Regions from separate parts of the Homo sapiens genome. Here region 2 is linked to region 1. The links are chromatin loops, found by intact Hi-C in ENCODE. Cell type or tissue: dorsolateral prefrontal cortex. All regions are shown on one strand. Region 1 overlaps KMT2A (lysine methyltransferase 2A). Region 2 holds the start of LOC100131626 (a long non-coding RNA gene).

Evidence for each region. A loop is a pair of places that touch in the nucleus more often than their neighbours do. Peaks named below come from ENCODE experiments on the same cell type or tissue, not always from the same donor. Only the 100,000 strongest peaks of a DNase experiment are listed, where the experiment ranks them.
Region 2: it touches region 1 in a loop (2.0-fold over the local background); 2 of 110 quality-filtered maps call a loop at or near these places.

The regions. Positions count from the first base shown.
Region 1 is chr11:118,500,223-118,508,222 of GRCh38, forward strand. KMT2A (lysine methyltransferase 2A) reads left to right here. Exons shown (of 36, transcript NM_001197104.2): 25 at 765-925; 26 at 1,450-1,635; 27 at 2,176-6,424; 28 at 7,307-7,387. Among named protein-coding and RNA genes, the nearest start is that of TTC36, 23 kb to the right of the region's middle. In dorsolateral prefrontal cortex, no CTCF peak of the experiment used is centred here; no DNase peak of the experiment used is centred here; H3K27ac peaks cover 520 bases.
Region 2 is chr11:118,411,911-118,419,910 of GRCh38, forward strand. LOC100131626 (a long non-coding RNA gene) reads right to left here and starts at 6,905. Exons shown (of 4, transcript NR_046370.1): 1 at 6,867-6,905; 2 at 6,605-6,712; 3 at 5,431-5,514. In dorsolateral prefrontal cortex, no CTCF peak of the experiment used is centred here; a DNase peak (open chromatin) is centred at 3,965; H3K27ac peaks cover 1,144 bases.

The sequences.
Region 1 (8,000 bases):
ATTGTTTTTATGGATAAAACAGCTCATGCCCTGTTCCCAACTTTACAGTTTATAAGTCCTTCTAAAACTATAAATCCACACAATAATGATCAAATTTTTCAATAAGAATTTATAATCTTACCTATATGAAGTAAGTTGTTAAAATGTCTAACAAGCTAACAATATAAGTTCAAAATTCCCCTTCTACCACTCCCGCGTTGGAGTCTCATTTTGCAATATATGCTCCAACTTACTCTGTATTCCTATTCCTATGACACAGTCTGTGCTCCACATTTAGCTGGCAGCTTTTCACACAAACCAGATTCCACTAGCATTCAGCAGATTTGAAGCAGTTACATTTCTCTTGTCTCATGGGGCTCTTCTCCCAAAGGAAACACCTCAGGTTTGCCCTTTGTTTTATTTTCAGGCCGTACTTTGTATACATTGTAAGGCAATAGTTCGGTCCTGAAGGCCAAAACTAATTTTTGTAATGGTTAATATTTTTCTTTCTCTTGCTTTTAGGATGTTTTACTATATTTGGTGCCTGCTTATGGTACAAGAAAAAAAGATCTTAGGCTATTTTCTGAGAGGCTAAGAAAAACCAAGGACTTCAAAAAGCTTGGAACAACCTAACTAGGGGAATCTATACTAAGAACCCATAAAATAAAGCTAAACTCTGTAATTAAGAGGGCCAGGGAACCTAGGATAAAGAGAGGTTTTGAAAAATGCTAGTTTCTGCTTCTATCCTCTCCCTTATGATGATTTTCCCAAATCTGTTTACCCAGGTGTTCCAGGGTATACTGGAGCACCACAGATGCTCGCAAGCGCTGTGTATATACATGCAAGATAGTGGAGTGCCGTCCTCCAGTCGTAGAGCCGGATATCAACAGCACTGTTGAACATGATGAAAACAGGACCATTGCCCATAGTCCAACATCTTTTACAGGTTAGTCTTGAATCAAGATGGGACTTGAGGCTGGGCACAGTGGCTCACGCCTGTAATCGCAGCACTTTGGGAGGCTGAGGCAGGTGAATCACTTGAGGCCAGGAGTTCAAGAACAGCCTGGCCAACATGGTGAAACCCCATCTCTACTAAAAATACAAAAAAATTAGCCAGGCATGGTGGCAGGCACCTGTAATCCCAGTAATCCCAGCCACTCAGGAGGCAGAGGCACAAGAATCACTTGAACCAGGGAGGCAGATGTTGCAGTCAGCCAAGATCACGCCACTGCCCTCCAGCCTGGGTGACAGAGTGAGACTGTGTCTCAAAGAAAAAAAAAAAAAGATGTGATGGAACTTGAATTCGATTCAGGGAGTACTATGATTGAAAGCTGGGGGAAAAGTCATTTACTTGGGAAGTCTCATTTGCTTCTAGTTTTACATTTACCTGATAGCTGACTTTTTATTGGTTAATTTGTTTGATATTTTAATTGGGCCTTTTTAGTTAAGAGTTTTTATTTCCTGCCACAGAAAGTTCATCAAAAGAGAGTCAAAACACAGCTGAAATTATAAGTCCTCCATCACCAGACCGACCTCCTCATTCACAAACCTCTGGCTCCTGTTATTATCATGTCATCTCAAAGGTCCCCAGGATTCGAACACCCAGTTATTCTCCAACACAGAGATCCCCTGGCTGTCGACCGTTGCCTTCTGCAGGTAAAAGACTTTATTGACCTACTTGACCTAAGAAGATCAGCCCAAAGACTAATTTGTAATTCTTTCAGGCAACTTTATCTTGGTGACTTTTACTGATTGAAAATGTAGATTCCGGGTGGGTGAGGTGGCTCATGCCTGTAATCCTAGCACTTTGGGAGGCCAGGGCAGGTGGATCACCTGAGGTCAGGAGTTCAAGACCAGCCTGGCCAACATGGTGAAACCCTATCTCTACTAAAAATTCAAAAATTAGCCAGGTGTGGCGGTGCATGCCTGTAATCCCAGCTACCCAGGAGGCTAAGGCAGGAGAATCGCTGGAACCCAGGAGGTGGAGGTTGCAGTAAGCCGAGATCGCACCACTGCACTCCAGCTTGGGTGACAGAGTGAGACACTGTCTCAAAAAAGTAATAATAAATAAATAGAAAATGTAGATTTCCAGTTACCTATAAATATATATATATATAGTCAAATCATTGAAACCAGTGACTTCTACACATTTGTTCTATCTACAATAGCATTTATTACTTTTTCTCTCTTGTTTAGGAAGTCCTACCCCAACCACTCATGAAATAGTCACAGTAGGTGATCCTTTACTCTCCTCTGGACTTCGAAGCATTGGCTCCAGGCGTCACAGTACCTCTTCCTTATCACCCCAGCGGTCCAAACTCCGGATAATGTCTCCAATGAGAACTGGGAATACTTACTCTAGGAATAATGTTTCCTCAGTCTCCACCACCGGGACCGCTACTGATCTTGAATCAAGTGCCAAAGTAGTTGATCATGTCTTAGGGCCACTGAATTCAAGTACTAGTTTAGGGCAAAACACTTCCACCTCTTCAAATTTGCAAAGGACAGTGGTTACTGTAGGCAATAAAAACAGTCACTTGGATGGATCTTCATCTTCAGAAATGAAGCAGTCCAGTGCTTCAGACTTGGTGTCCAAGAGCTCCTCTTTAAAGGGAGAGAAGACCAAAGTGCTGAGTTCCAAGAGCTCAGAGGGATCTGCACATAATGTGGCTTACCCTGGAATTCCTAAACTGGCCCCACAGGTTCATAACACAACATCTAGAGAACTGAATGTTAGTAAAATCGGCTCCTTTGCTGAACCCTCTTCAGTGTCGTTTTCTTCTAAAGAGGCCCTCTCCTTCCCACACCTCCATTTGAGAGGGCAAAGGAATGATCGAGACCAACACACAGATTCTACCCAATCAGCAAACTCCTCTCCAGATGAAGATACTGAAGTCAAAACCTTGAAGCTATCTGGAATGAGCAACAGATCATCCATTATCAACGAACATATGGGATCTAGTTCCAGAGATAGGAGACAGAAAGGGAAAAAATCCTGTAAAGAAACTTTCAAAGAAAAGCATTCCAGTAAATCTTTTTTGGAACCTGGTCAGGTGACAACTGGTGAGGAAGGAAACTTGAAGCCAGAGTTTATGGATGAGGTTTTGACTCCTGAGTATATGGGCCAACGACCATGTAACAATGTTTCTTCTGATAAGATTGGTGATAAAGGCCTTTCTATGCCAGGAGTCCCCAAAGCTCCACCCATGCAAGTAGAAGGATCTGCCAAGGAATTACAGGCACCACGGAAACGCACAGTCAAAGTGACACTGACACCTCTAAAAATGGAAAATGAGAGTCAATCCAAAAATGCCCTGAAAGAAAGTAGTCCTGCTTCCCCTTTGCAAATAGAGTCAACATCTCCCACAGAACCAATTTCAGCCTCTGAAAATCCAGGAGATGGTCCAGTGGCCCAACCAAGCCCCAATAATACCTCATGCCAGGATTCTCAAAGTAACAACTATCAGAATCTTCCAGTACAGGACAGAAACCTAATGCTTCCAGATGGCCCCAAACCTCAGGAGGATGGCTCTTTTAAAAGGAGGTATCCCCGTCGCAGTGCCCGTGCACGTTCTAACATGTTTTTTGGGCTTACCCCACTCTATGGAGTAAGATCCTATGGTGAAGAAGACATTCCATTCTACAGCAGCTCAACTGGGAAGAAGCGAGGCAAGAGATCAGCTGAAGGACAGGTGGATGGGGCCGATGACTTAAGCACTTCAGATGAAGACGACTTATACTATTACAACTTCACTAGAACAGTGATTTCTTCAGGTGGAGAGGAACGACTGGCATCCCATAATTTATTTCGGGAGGAGGAACAGTGTGATCTTCCAAAAATCTCACAGTTGGATGGTGTTGATGATGGGACAGAGAGTGATACTAGTGTCACAGCCACAACAAGGAAAAGCAGCCAGATTCCAAAAAGAAATGGTAAAGAAAATGGAACAGAGAACTTAAAGATTGATAGACCTGAAGATGCTGGGGAGAAAGAACATGTCACTAAGAGTTCTGTTGGCCACAAAAATGAGCCAAAGATGGATAACTGCCATTCTGTAAGCAGAGTTAAAACACAGGGACAAGATTCCTTGGAAGCTCAGCTCAGCTCATTGGAGTCAAGCCGCAGAGTCCACACAAGTACCCCCTCCGACAAAAATTTACTGGACACCTATAATACTGAGCTCCTGAAATCAGATTCAGACAATAACAACAGTGATGACTGTGGGAATATCCTGCCTTCAGACATTATGGACTTTGTACTAAAGAATACTCCATCCATGCAGGCTTTGGGTGAGAGCCCAGAGTCATCTTCATCAGAACTCCTGAATCTTGGTGAAGGATTGGGTCTTGACAGTAATCGTGAAAAAGACATGGGTCTTTTTGAAGTATTTTCTCAGCAGCTGCCTACAACAGAACCTGTGGATAGTAGTGTCTCTTCCTCTATCTCAGCAGAGGAACAGTTTGAGTTGCCTCTAGAGCTACCATCTGATCTGTCTGTCTTGACCACCCGGAGTCCCACTGTCCCCAGCCAGAATCCCAGTAGACTAGCTGTTATCTCAGACTCAGGGGAGAAGAGAGTAACCATCACAGAAAAATCTGTAGCCTCCTCTGAAAGTGACCCAGCACTGCTGAGCCCAGGAGTAGATCCAACTCCTGAAGGCCACATGACTCCTGATCATTTTATCCAAGGACACATGGATGCAGACCACATCTCTAGCCCTCCTTGTGGTTCAGTAGAGCAAGGTCATGGCAACAATCAGGATTTAACTAGGAACAGTAGCACCCCTGGCCTTCAGGTACCTGTTTCCCCAACTGTTCCCATCCAGAACCAGAAGTATGTGCCCAATTCTACTGATAGTCCTGGCCCGTCTCAGATTTCCAATGCAGCTGTCCAGACCACTCCACCCCACCTGAAGCCAGCCACTGAGAAACTCATAGTTGTTAACCAGAACATGCAGCCACTTTATGTTCTCCAAACTCTTCCAAATGGAGTGACCCAAAAAATCCAATTGACCTCTTCTGTTAGTTCTACACCCAGTGTGATGGAGACAAATACTTCAGTATTGGGACCCATGGGAGGTGGTCTCACCCTTACCACAGGACTAAATCCAAGCTTGCCAACTTCTCAATCTTTGTTCCCTTCTGCTAGCAAAGGATTGCTACCCATGTCTCATCACCAGCACTTACATTCCTTCCCTGCAGCTACTCAAAGTAGTTTCCCACCAAACATCAGCAATCCTCCTTCAGGCCTGCTTATTGGGGTTCAGCCTCCTCCGGATCCCCAACTTTTGGTTTCAGAATCCAGCCAGAGGACAGACCTCAGTACCACAGTAGCCACTCCATCCTCTGGACTCAAGAAAAGACCCATATCTCGTCTACAGACCCGAAAGAATAAAAAACTTGCTCCCTCTAGTACCCCTTCAAACATTGCCCCTTCTGATGTGGTTTCTAATATGACATTGATTAACTTCACACCCTCCCAGCTTCCTAATCATCCAAGTCTGTTAGATTTGGGGTCACTTAATACTTCATCTCACCGAACTGTCCCCAACATCATAAAAAGATCTAAATCTAGCATCATGTATTTTGAACCGGCACCCCTGTTACCACAGAGTGTGGGAGGAACTGCTGCCACAGCGGCAGGCACATCAACAATAAGCCAGGATACTAGCCACCTCACATCAGGGTCTGTGTCTGGCTTGGCATCCAGTTCCTCTGTCTTGAATGTTGTATCCATGCAAACTACCACAACCCCTACAAGTAGTGCGTCAGTTCCAGGACACGTCACCTTAACCAACCCAAGGTTGCTTGGTACCCCAGATATTGGCTCAATAAGCAATCTTTTAATCAAAGCTAGCCAGCAGAGCCTGGGGATTCAGGACCAGCCTGTGGCTTTACCGCCAAGTTCAGGAATGTTTCCACAACTGGGGACATCACAGACCCCCTCTACTGCTGCAATAACAGCGGCATCTAGCATCTGTGTGCTCCCCTCCACTCAGACTACGGGCATAACAGCCGCTTCACCTTCTGGGGAAGCAGACGAACACTATCAGCTTCAGCATGTGAACCAGCTCCTTGCCAGCAAAACTGGGATTCATTCTTCCCAGCGTGATCTTGATTCTGCTTCAGGGCCCCAGGTATCCAACTTTACCCAGACGGTAGACGCTCCTAATAGCATGGGACTGGAGCAGAACAAGGCTTTATCCTCAGCTGTGCAAGCCAGCCCCACCTCTCCTGGGGGTTCTCCATCCTCTCCATCTTCTGGACAGCGGTCAGCAAGCCCTTCAGTGCCGGGTCCCACTAAACCCAAACCAAAAACCAAACGGTTTCAGCTGCCTCTAGACAAAGGGAATGGCAAGAAGCACAAAGTTTCCCATTTGCGGACCAGTTCTTCTGAAGCACACATTCCAGACCAAGAAACGACATCCCTGACCTCAGGCACAGGGTGAGAGATCCAAATACTAGCTAGGCTGGGTCTGTGGGATTTCATGTTGTAAATTAGGGGCTGTTGATGTGGTAGTCCGGGAGAGACACTCTTCTGTTCAAGTTGCATTACCTGGGAGTTTTCCGGGTTTTGACTTTTTTTCTCTCTGAGTGGTGATTTATGTAACAAAATGTAGTTCCATCCATGGGCAGTTTGTCTCTTGAATAGAACCACATCTAATCACTTTTTGCTCTGATTTCAAACAGTGTTGCTGTTTGTTCCTGTTTCTTTTTTACTGAGGCTTATACTAGAATGATTATTCTTATCTTGAGGGCAAAGCTCCCTCTTGTAGATCCACAGAGTCCTTTTTTTAAAACTTTATCATTGAAAGCCAAGCACAGTGGCTCATGTCTGTAATCCCAGCACTTTGGAAGGCTGAGGCAGAAGGATTGCTGGAGCTCAGGAGTTCAAGATCAGTCTGTGCAACATAGTAAGACCCTGTCTCTACAAAAAATTTTTTAAAACAGCTGGGTGTGGTGTTGCACACCTGTAGCCCCAGCTATTCAGGAGGCTGAGGTGGGAGGATTGCTTGAGCCCAAGAGTTAGAGGCTAAATGATCCATGGTCATGTCACTGCACTCCAGCCTAGGTGGAGTGCACCTATGTAGCCACCACTCGGATCAAGATACAGAACATTTCTAGCAACCCACAAGGGTGTCTTCTCTTATAAGGTCAGTGCCCCCTCAAAGTAACCATTATTCTAACCTTTATGACCTTAGGTCAGTTTTGCTGGCTTATAGACTTTATCAGATCCTGATAGAGCCATTTCTTTCGACTCACCTCCACATTCAGTACATATTTACTGGTGGTTTGTCTTGAAAAGATACAAATGCCTGTGTTCCAGGACTCCAGGAGCAGAGGCTGAGCAGCAGGATACAGCTAGCGTGGAGCAGTCCTCCCAGAAGGAGTGTGGGCAACCTGCAGGGTAAGCTGAAGAATTCGTCTTTTAAGACTAAGCTCTCAGTTTTGTCCACCTCATTTAAAAAATAGTTCTTCCAGGCCGGGCGCAGTGGCTCACGCCTGTAATCCTAGTAGTCTGGGAGGCCGAGGCAGGTGGATCACGAGGTTAGATCGAGACCATCCTGGCTAACATGGTGAAACCCCGTCTCTACTAAAAATACAAAAAGAATTAGCCGGGCGTGATGGCGGGCGCCTGTAGTCCCAGCCACTCAGGAGGCTGAGGCAGGAGAAGGGCGTGAACCCAGGAGGCGGAGCTTGCAGTGAGCTGAGATCGCGCCACTGCACTCCAGCCTGGGCGATAGAGCAAGACTCCGTTTCCAAAAAAAAGGTAAAAAATAGTTCTTCCTGATTCACATTGATTTTTGTTTTCTTGCCAAAGTTTTTTAAATGAGAATAGTACAGGCTTGTAAACAAGTAAACAAAAAATATAACAAGAATTATTTAAATAATGGATAATAGTTTCCTATTTGTCCCCCTCACCCCCGCCCAATCTACTCCCTAGAGGTGGTCATTGCTAATAATTTGTTTTTATCTATGCAGACATCTCTCTGCATATAAAGATATAACGTGGTATATAT
Region 2 (8,000 bases), 88 kb before region 1:
CAGCACTTTGGGAGGCCGAGGTGGGCGGATCACGAGGTCAAGAGATCAAGACCATCCTGGCCAACATGGTGAAACCCCATCTCTAATAAGAATACAAAAATTAGCTGGGCGTGGTGGCACATGCCTGTAGTCCCAGCTACTTGGGAGGCTGAGGCAGGAGAATCGCTTGAATCCAGGAGGCAGAGGTTGCAGTGAGCCGAGATGGCACCACTGCACTCCAGCCTGGCACAGAGCGAGACTCCGTCTCAAAAAAAAAAAAAAGCTAATGTGAGGCCGGGTGCGGTGGCTCACACCTGTAATCCCAGCACTTTGAGAGGCCAAGGCTGGCGGATCACCTGAGGTCAGGAGTTGGAGACCAGCCTGACCAACATAGTGAAACCCCATCTCTTCTAAAAATACAAAATTAGTCGGGCGTCGTGGCACATGCCTGTAATCCCAGCTACTTGGGAAGCTGAGGCAGGAGAATCTCTTGAACCTGGGAGGCGGAGGTTGCAGTGAGCCAAGATCATGCCATTGCACTCCAGCCTGGGCAACAAGAGCGAAACTTGGTCTCAAAAAAAAAAAAAAAAAAAAAAACTAATGTGAAACTGTCCACATTGCATATTCCATCCTTTTTTTTTTTTTTTTTTGAGACGGAGTCTCACTCTGTCGCCAGGCTGGAGTGCAGTGGTGCCATCTCGGCTCACTGTAACCTCTACCTCCTGGGTTCAAGAGATTCTCTTGCCTCAGCCTCCCAAGTAGCTGGGACTACAGGCGCGCACCAGCATGTCCAGCTCATTTTTTGTATTTTTAGTAGAGTCAGGGTTTCACCATGTTGGCCAGGATGGTCTCGATCTCTTGACCTCGTGATCTGCCCGCCTCAGCCTCCCGAAGTGCTGGAATTACAGGAGTGAGCCACCACGCCCGGCCTCATCCTTTGTTTTATACATCTCAGCATTGTTCTTAGATTAACAGTTTCTCCTCTTTTCCATTCATCTCTTACATACCTAAGTATTCTACCCTGATTTCTAAGGATAGCTCAATACTTTCTTTTTAAATATTTCATATTTGTATAACACTTTACCTTTTCAAAGCACTTGCACCAACTATCTCATTTAGCCCTCAACTTTCCTCTGAAGCACGTGCCATAAATGATATACCATTTAACAAGAGAGGAACTGAGCAGAAAACATAAAACAATTTGGCTAGGATCCCAAGAGCAATAAGTGGTGGCAGCATAAGCTGGGCCCAGGTCATGATCCTGTGTTGTAGTCTGTGCCCTGACTCTACCTGTGACCAGCTTGTGGATCCTGCTTTGTATTTCCACAGTTCCATTCTGTATTATATATTCTTGGTCCTGCTTTGCCCTACTATTAAGTTATTTAAGATTTCTTGTCTCATTAGATATCAACCTCCCTAATCTTATGTAAAGTGATAGGTAGTTTAGTAGGACTTACTATTTCCTAATTAGTGTGGTTTTTGTTTCTACTAGGACATAAGATTGTGATCACCCTTGTGATGAATTCAGTAACAGTTCCACCAGAGGTAATCCCTTAGCAGGGAACTTACACTAGACCTGTTTACCAAACAAAAGGCCCTGATATAATAAAATACTAACATGCAAAGCCCTTGGCAATCTCCCTTCTGCCTCATCTTAATCTCACTTAGCTGCCAACCATTGTTTCAGCCACCATTTCTAACCAATCCCCATAAAACCTAGCTTTAAATATCATGTTATTAGAGTGTGTATCCACTGTCCCTGATTGTTGCAATTTTCCACTAATCAGTTCATTCCCCTTTCTTTCTTTTTGTCTTTTGAGACAGGGTCTCGCTCTGTCGCCTGGGCTGGAGTATAGTGGCATGATCACAGCTTACTGCAGTCTCAACCTCCCAGGCTCAATCAAGATCCTCCCATCTCAGCTTCCCAAATAGCTGGAACTACAGGCGCATGCCACCACACACGGCTATTTTTTTGTAGAGACAGGGTAGCCACATTGCCCAAGCTGGTCTCAAACTCCTAGGCTGAAAGAATCCCCCACCTTGGCCTCCCAAAGTGCTGGGATTACAAGCGTGAGCCACCGCAGCTGGTCCCCTTTATTTCTTGCCAATTTTGTGTCCTGGCTCACTGTCACTTTATAACACTACTTCTATCTTAATTCTTGACAATTGCAATTTCAACATACACATGGGTCAGTAGTTTCCAAAGTACAGTCCCTGGACCACAGCAGCATCAGCATCACCAGGGAATTTAGAAATGAAAATTACCAGGCTCTACCCCAGAAACTAGGAGTGAGATCTTGCAATCTGTATTTTTTTTGTTGTGTTGTTTTGCATTTTTTTAGAGATGGTCTCACTGTGTTACCTGGACTGGTCTCAAACCCCTGAGCTCAAGCAATCTTCTTCCCTCAGCCTCCCAAGTAGCTAGGACTACAGGCATACGTCATTGCACCTAGCACAATCTGTGTTTTAATTATCTTTCCATATATAAGTCTAATGCATGCTAAAGTTTGAGAACTATTAACATAAATGATCCTTCAACCAACCTGGCCTTTTGATTCCCTAAAAACTTAACAGTTAATACCTTTCACCTTCCTTAAATACTGATTCCCATCTTTTTACCAAAAACATCAACCATCTTAGTTTCAATTTCATGCATCCCTCTCTCTGACCACCTATGACCTTCCTAGCCCATTCTGTCAAATAACTACACAAATTCAGAGTTTTCATGACCATCAATAAATTGATCCTACCATCTCCCTCACCCCCTTGATTTCAGCTTTTCTCTCCTGTTACAACTTAGGTTCCATGATCAATCATAAGCATTCTCTTGAATACACCTTCAACTTCCTTGCCTCTCACTCACTTCGTTGTACTCACTTACCAAAACCACCTCCTTGGCTTAATTCAGCTGTCTACCTGCTCTGCACCTATGCAGCCAAATGAAGTTGGAGAAAACAAAGTAACTAGTCTGGCCAGGTGCAGTGGCTCACGCCTGTAATCCCAACACTTTGGGTGGATCCCTTGAGGCCAGGAGTTTGAGACCAGCCTGGCCAACATGGTGAAACCCGCTCTCTACTAAAAATACAAAATTTAGCTGAGCATGGTGGCACGCACCTGTAGTCCCAGCTACTTGGGAGGCTGAGGCATAAGAATCGCTTGAACCTGGGAGGCAGAGGTTGCAATTAGCCGAGATTGCACCACTACACTCCTTCCTGTTTTGGCGACACAGCGAGACTCTGTCTCAAAAAAAAAAAAAAAAAAAGTAGTCTCACTTTATATTCATGATGGTCAGAACCTTAAGAGAGCACTTAATACTACCAGCCAATCATATTATGTTTCTTCAGACCGCAATTACATCCTTCAACAGACGACCTTACTTCCTACTTGACTGAGAAAATTTAAGCAATTGGAGAACTTCCAGTTACTCCCACAACATCATTATCTCATCTTACCATATCTCCACCTATATATATACACCACCTTGCCTGTACTATATGGTTCGTATCACATGCTGCAAGCACACAGAAGTCACTCAATGCAAATGTGATGAATAAAGTGAATGTATCCATTAATTAATCTATATAAATGTTTTCCCCTCTGCCTTCATTCCTGGCACTTTCTACCTAGCACATCCACTTTCAAAACCACTTCATCACCTTTTCAGAGAAGTTTTTTTCTGATTTTCCCGAATTGCTTCCCTTTACCCTCCTGTCGATGCTTCTTGTAGCACACATCATTGCACTCTAATGCTATATTTACATTTATTTCCTTACTAAACTGTAAGCTTCTTAAGGGAGATACTGTATCTAATACACTGTTGTAATACTATCCCATCATGTAATCTGGCTTCTGTGTTTTTGGGTTTGTTGAAAACAGTGAAACAGCAGACTCATCCTACTGTGTTTGGTACTGGGTTGATAAACAGCAGAGTTTAGTGGCAATTTGCCACAGAGGGAGATGCAGGCCTGGAGGACTTACTTCCTGAAGGCCTGCAGGCTGAGACTGCTACAGAGCTGATGCCAGCTGAGTCACTCTTGCATCTCAACCTCCAACTCTGAAACAGAGATGTGGATCTCTGATTAGCCTTCTCTACTGTGCTAGCTAATGCAAAGCTACCTTTGCATATGTAAGGTCTAGCAGGGGAGAACCAGGAGGTAGGCAGCAGAAGATCCTTTATAAAAGACCAAGCCTGAAATCTGAAAATCCCTGAAATTCCTTAGAAATTGATCATCTTAACTCTTTCTTTGCCAAGCCCGCATTTCCTGATTTATATCCTTGTTACAGCTGAAAGAAGCTCATCATGTAAAGGTTTATAGCACCACCATTTTCCTCAGAGGATTTTACATATGCAACCTATGGATGGATTTTTATAAGAACTATACCTTGGACTTCTTGCATGAAGTTAGGAAGGTTATCTTCAGAGGCTCCAAGTTTTAATGCATTCCAGTGTTGTCAAATCCAAAAGCAATTAAATACTGTTGTGTGGTTTTGAATTATAGCCTGCTTGTTAAAATAGCTACTGTTTCCCCTAAGGACAGCCTGCATTTTTACCTGATGTCATCTGACTCTGGGTCTCAAGAGAGTGGGGAACCTAATAGAACAACTGAATAAATGTAGTTCTAAGACAGTGAATTATAAGGTGATGGTGGAAGAGTGGTTACCAATTTTAGTGACCTCCAGGTAGAACAATGGAAAGGAAGTCATGTAAGCCCCAGATTGGGGAAAAAATGAAAGTAATAATGACCAAGTAAACATTAAGTCAGGGGTGATGTGGAAGACAGTGTGGCGATTCCTCAAAGACCTAGAACCAGAAATACCATTGGAACCAGCAGTCCTAGTACTGGGTATATACCCAAAGGAATATAAATCATTCTATTCTATTCTATTCTATAGAATATGAATCATTCTAACATAAATCATTCTGTTATATCATTATAAATTATATAAATCATTCTATTATACAATGATGTGTGCTACAAGAAGCATCAACAGGAGGGTAAAGGGAAGCAGTTTGGGAAAATCAGAAAAAAACTTCTCCAAAAAGGTGATTAAGTTGTTTTGAAAGTGGATGTACTAGGTACATATAAAGATACATACATATTGCAGCACTATTCACAATAGCAAAGACATGGAATCAACCCAAATGCCCATCAGTGATAGACTGGATAAAGAAAATGTGGTACATATACACCATGGAATACTATGCAGCCATAAAAAAGAATGAGATCATGTCCTTTGCAGGGTTGGGGATGGAGCTGGAAGCCATTATCCTCAGCAAACTAACACAGGAACAGAAAATCAAACACCACATGTTCTCACTTACAAGTGAGGGTGAACAATGTCAACACATGGACACAAGGAGGGGAACAACACCCAATGGAGCCTGTCAAGGGGAGGGCAGAGGGAGGGAGAACATCAGGAAATACAACTAATGCATGCTGGGCTTATTACCTAGGTGATGGGTTGATAGGTGCAGCAAACCACCATGGCACACGTTCACCTATGTAACAAACCTGCACATCCTGCACATGTACCCTGGAACGTAAAATGAAATTTTAAAAAGTCAGGGGTGATATTTTGCTCATTATAGCTTTACCTTAAACCCCTGTATAGTTTCATCTGCCTTTAGAATATGCTGGCAGAAATATACTTTATTATCTGATACCCAAGTTACTACTGCAACAGGGAAACTAATTTCTACCTCACCCTAGGCTCCAAATTTCACCCCCACTGCACTGAGGGTAAACACTGAAGCCAAATGGGCCTTGATTTGGGACCTTTGTGTTCCTTTGCTCTCCCATCACCATCTGACCCCACCGCACGCCTCATATCCACCCATCCCAGAAGGAAGCTGCCTCTAAGGACTAAGTAGTAAATCTCTCAAAGTTATTTGTGGAAAGTCCTAAGGACACAAATCAGCAACAAAATCCGTTGGGTTTTTTCCCACCTCTCTTAAAACAATCTATAGTTGCATATTTTCCTTATTTGTTCATCTCAACTTCAGCAAAAGCCTTACAGGTTAGTCCAACCCACTCACCTAAGAAAATTTGAAACAAAATGTTACTCTCCTCACTTTTCAGTACAAAATGAAATGAAGTGGAACCATTTGCCTGAGGTGAATGAGTCAGGGGTAGGGGACTGGAATGCAGGACTTGATTCCTCGGTGTCCTAACTCTAACCACATTCCCTCTATTCTGCGATATTTAAGTTGTTTATTGTACTGTGAGGAGCAGGAATAGGTAAGGGAGATGGTTGACTTTTTATGTTTTTATTCAGAAACTTGCATCTGAACTCTAACCCGCATGTAAGACACTCCATTTTAACTTTAGCAGGAGTAAGTGAAGATTCGTAACATATAATTTGCCTTGGAGACAGTGACTTTTCCTGGGCCTTAAGCAAGACTATTGGCTATATATTGACAGAGAGAGCTCTTACTAAAGAAGAGAATAAGGCAAATAGGTGTTAATACCTAATCCTAAACATTTTAAAAAGTGATCATTTAACTCCCTAATCTCTACCCATAATGTTTACAAATAAGTTCTCAGTTTTTAAACTCGACACCAGGAGCTTATATAGCTTTTCATATGAGAGACATTAAGAAATGTAGCTTTTAATTCAGGCTTACCTTTTTGCATCAGAGAGTATGAGGCCTTGAACAATGATGGCCATGTTCTCTTGGTTTTATCTGTTTTTACTGTAACTATTAGCAAAATATATACTGTTTTTTTTAAATCTAGGAATAAACAAATAAACACAATGAATGCATTATAATGTATATTCAAAAACATATCAAAACAGGCTTACCCAACTAGCCTTGAAAAAGATAACCTTTGGGAAATCTTCCAGGCCAGTCATGACTGCTGGAAAGAAAATAAGCAAATACTTACTAAAGGGCTTTCTCCAAGCGACATATTTCTCTTAGAATTTCCAGTCTTTGGATACTGACACCTTCACCTTCATCTCAGATGACGTAGAAATTCAGCTCGGAATTCAGAAATGGATAGCTTCCAGTTCCTCTGAGAATACTCCTCAATCAACAAGTTGTCTACCTAGCTGAGGCACAGCTTCCTGGAATTAAGACTGCATAACCTAGGTTATAATTAACTCAGACTTCCTCCTCCTCTTGTACCTTGGCCATGACCTTAATCCTCACCTAGATTTCCGTCCCATCTATGGATACAAATTTGTTCTAAATTAGATCAACTGAACTCTATTCCTTTTAGCCTAAGATAAGTTGGCACTGGTGGCCGAAAGGAATCCTAAACCAATTTTAGACCATATAGTTAGACTTTAAGCATGACTCAAAAAAAGCTAGACATCTCAGTGGAGAGATAATATTGCTCAGTTTTATCCATTTTCCCTCATTAAAAAAAAAAAAAAACTTGGGAGGACTTTGAGAATGGTCAGTAGGATTAGAATAACGAGAGCAATTGAAGCTGTGGGAAGACTAATAGTTGATAGTGGTTTATACCTGTAATCCCAACACTTTGGGAGGCTGAGATGGGAGGATCGCTTGAGGCCAGGAGTTCACGACCAGCCTGGTCAACACAGCGAGACTTCGTCTGTACAGAAAATTAAAAATAAAGCCAGGTGTGCCTCATGCCTGTAATCCCAACACTTTGGGAGGCTGAGGCGGGTGGATCCCTTGAGCTCAGGAGTTTGAGACCAGCCTGGGCAATATGGCAAAAGCCTGTCTCTACAAAAAAAATACCAAAATTAGCCAGGCATGGTGGTGTGCACCTGTAGTTCCAACTCCACAAGAGGCTGAAGCTAGAGGATTGCTTGAGCCTGGGAGGTACAGGCTGCAGTGAGCCATGATCGCACCACTGCACTCCAGCATGGGCAACAGAGCAAGACCCAGTCTCAAAAAATAATAAATAAAAACTAAATTAAAAACTTAGCCAAGGGTGATGGTGCACACCTGTAGTCCCAGCTGCTCAGAAGGCTGAGGCAGGATGATTGCTTGAGCCCAGAAGTTCATGGCTGCAGTGAGCTATAATCGTGCTACTGTACTCCAGCCT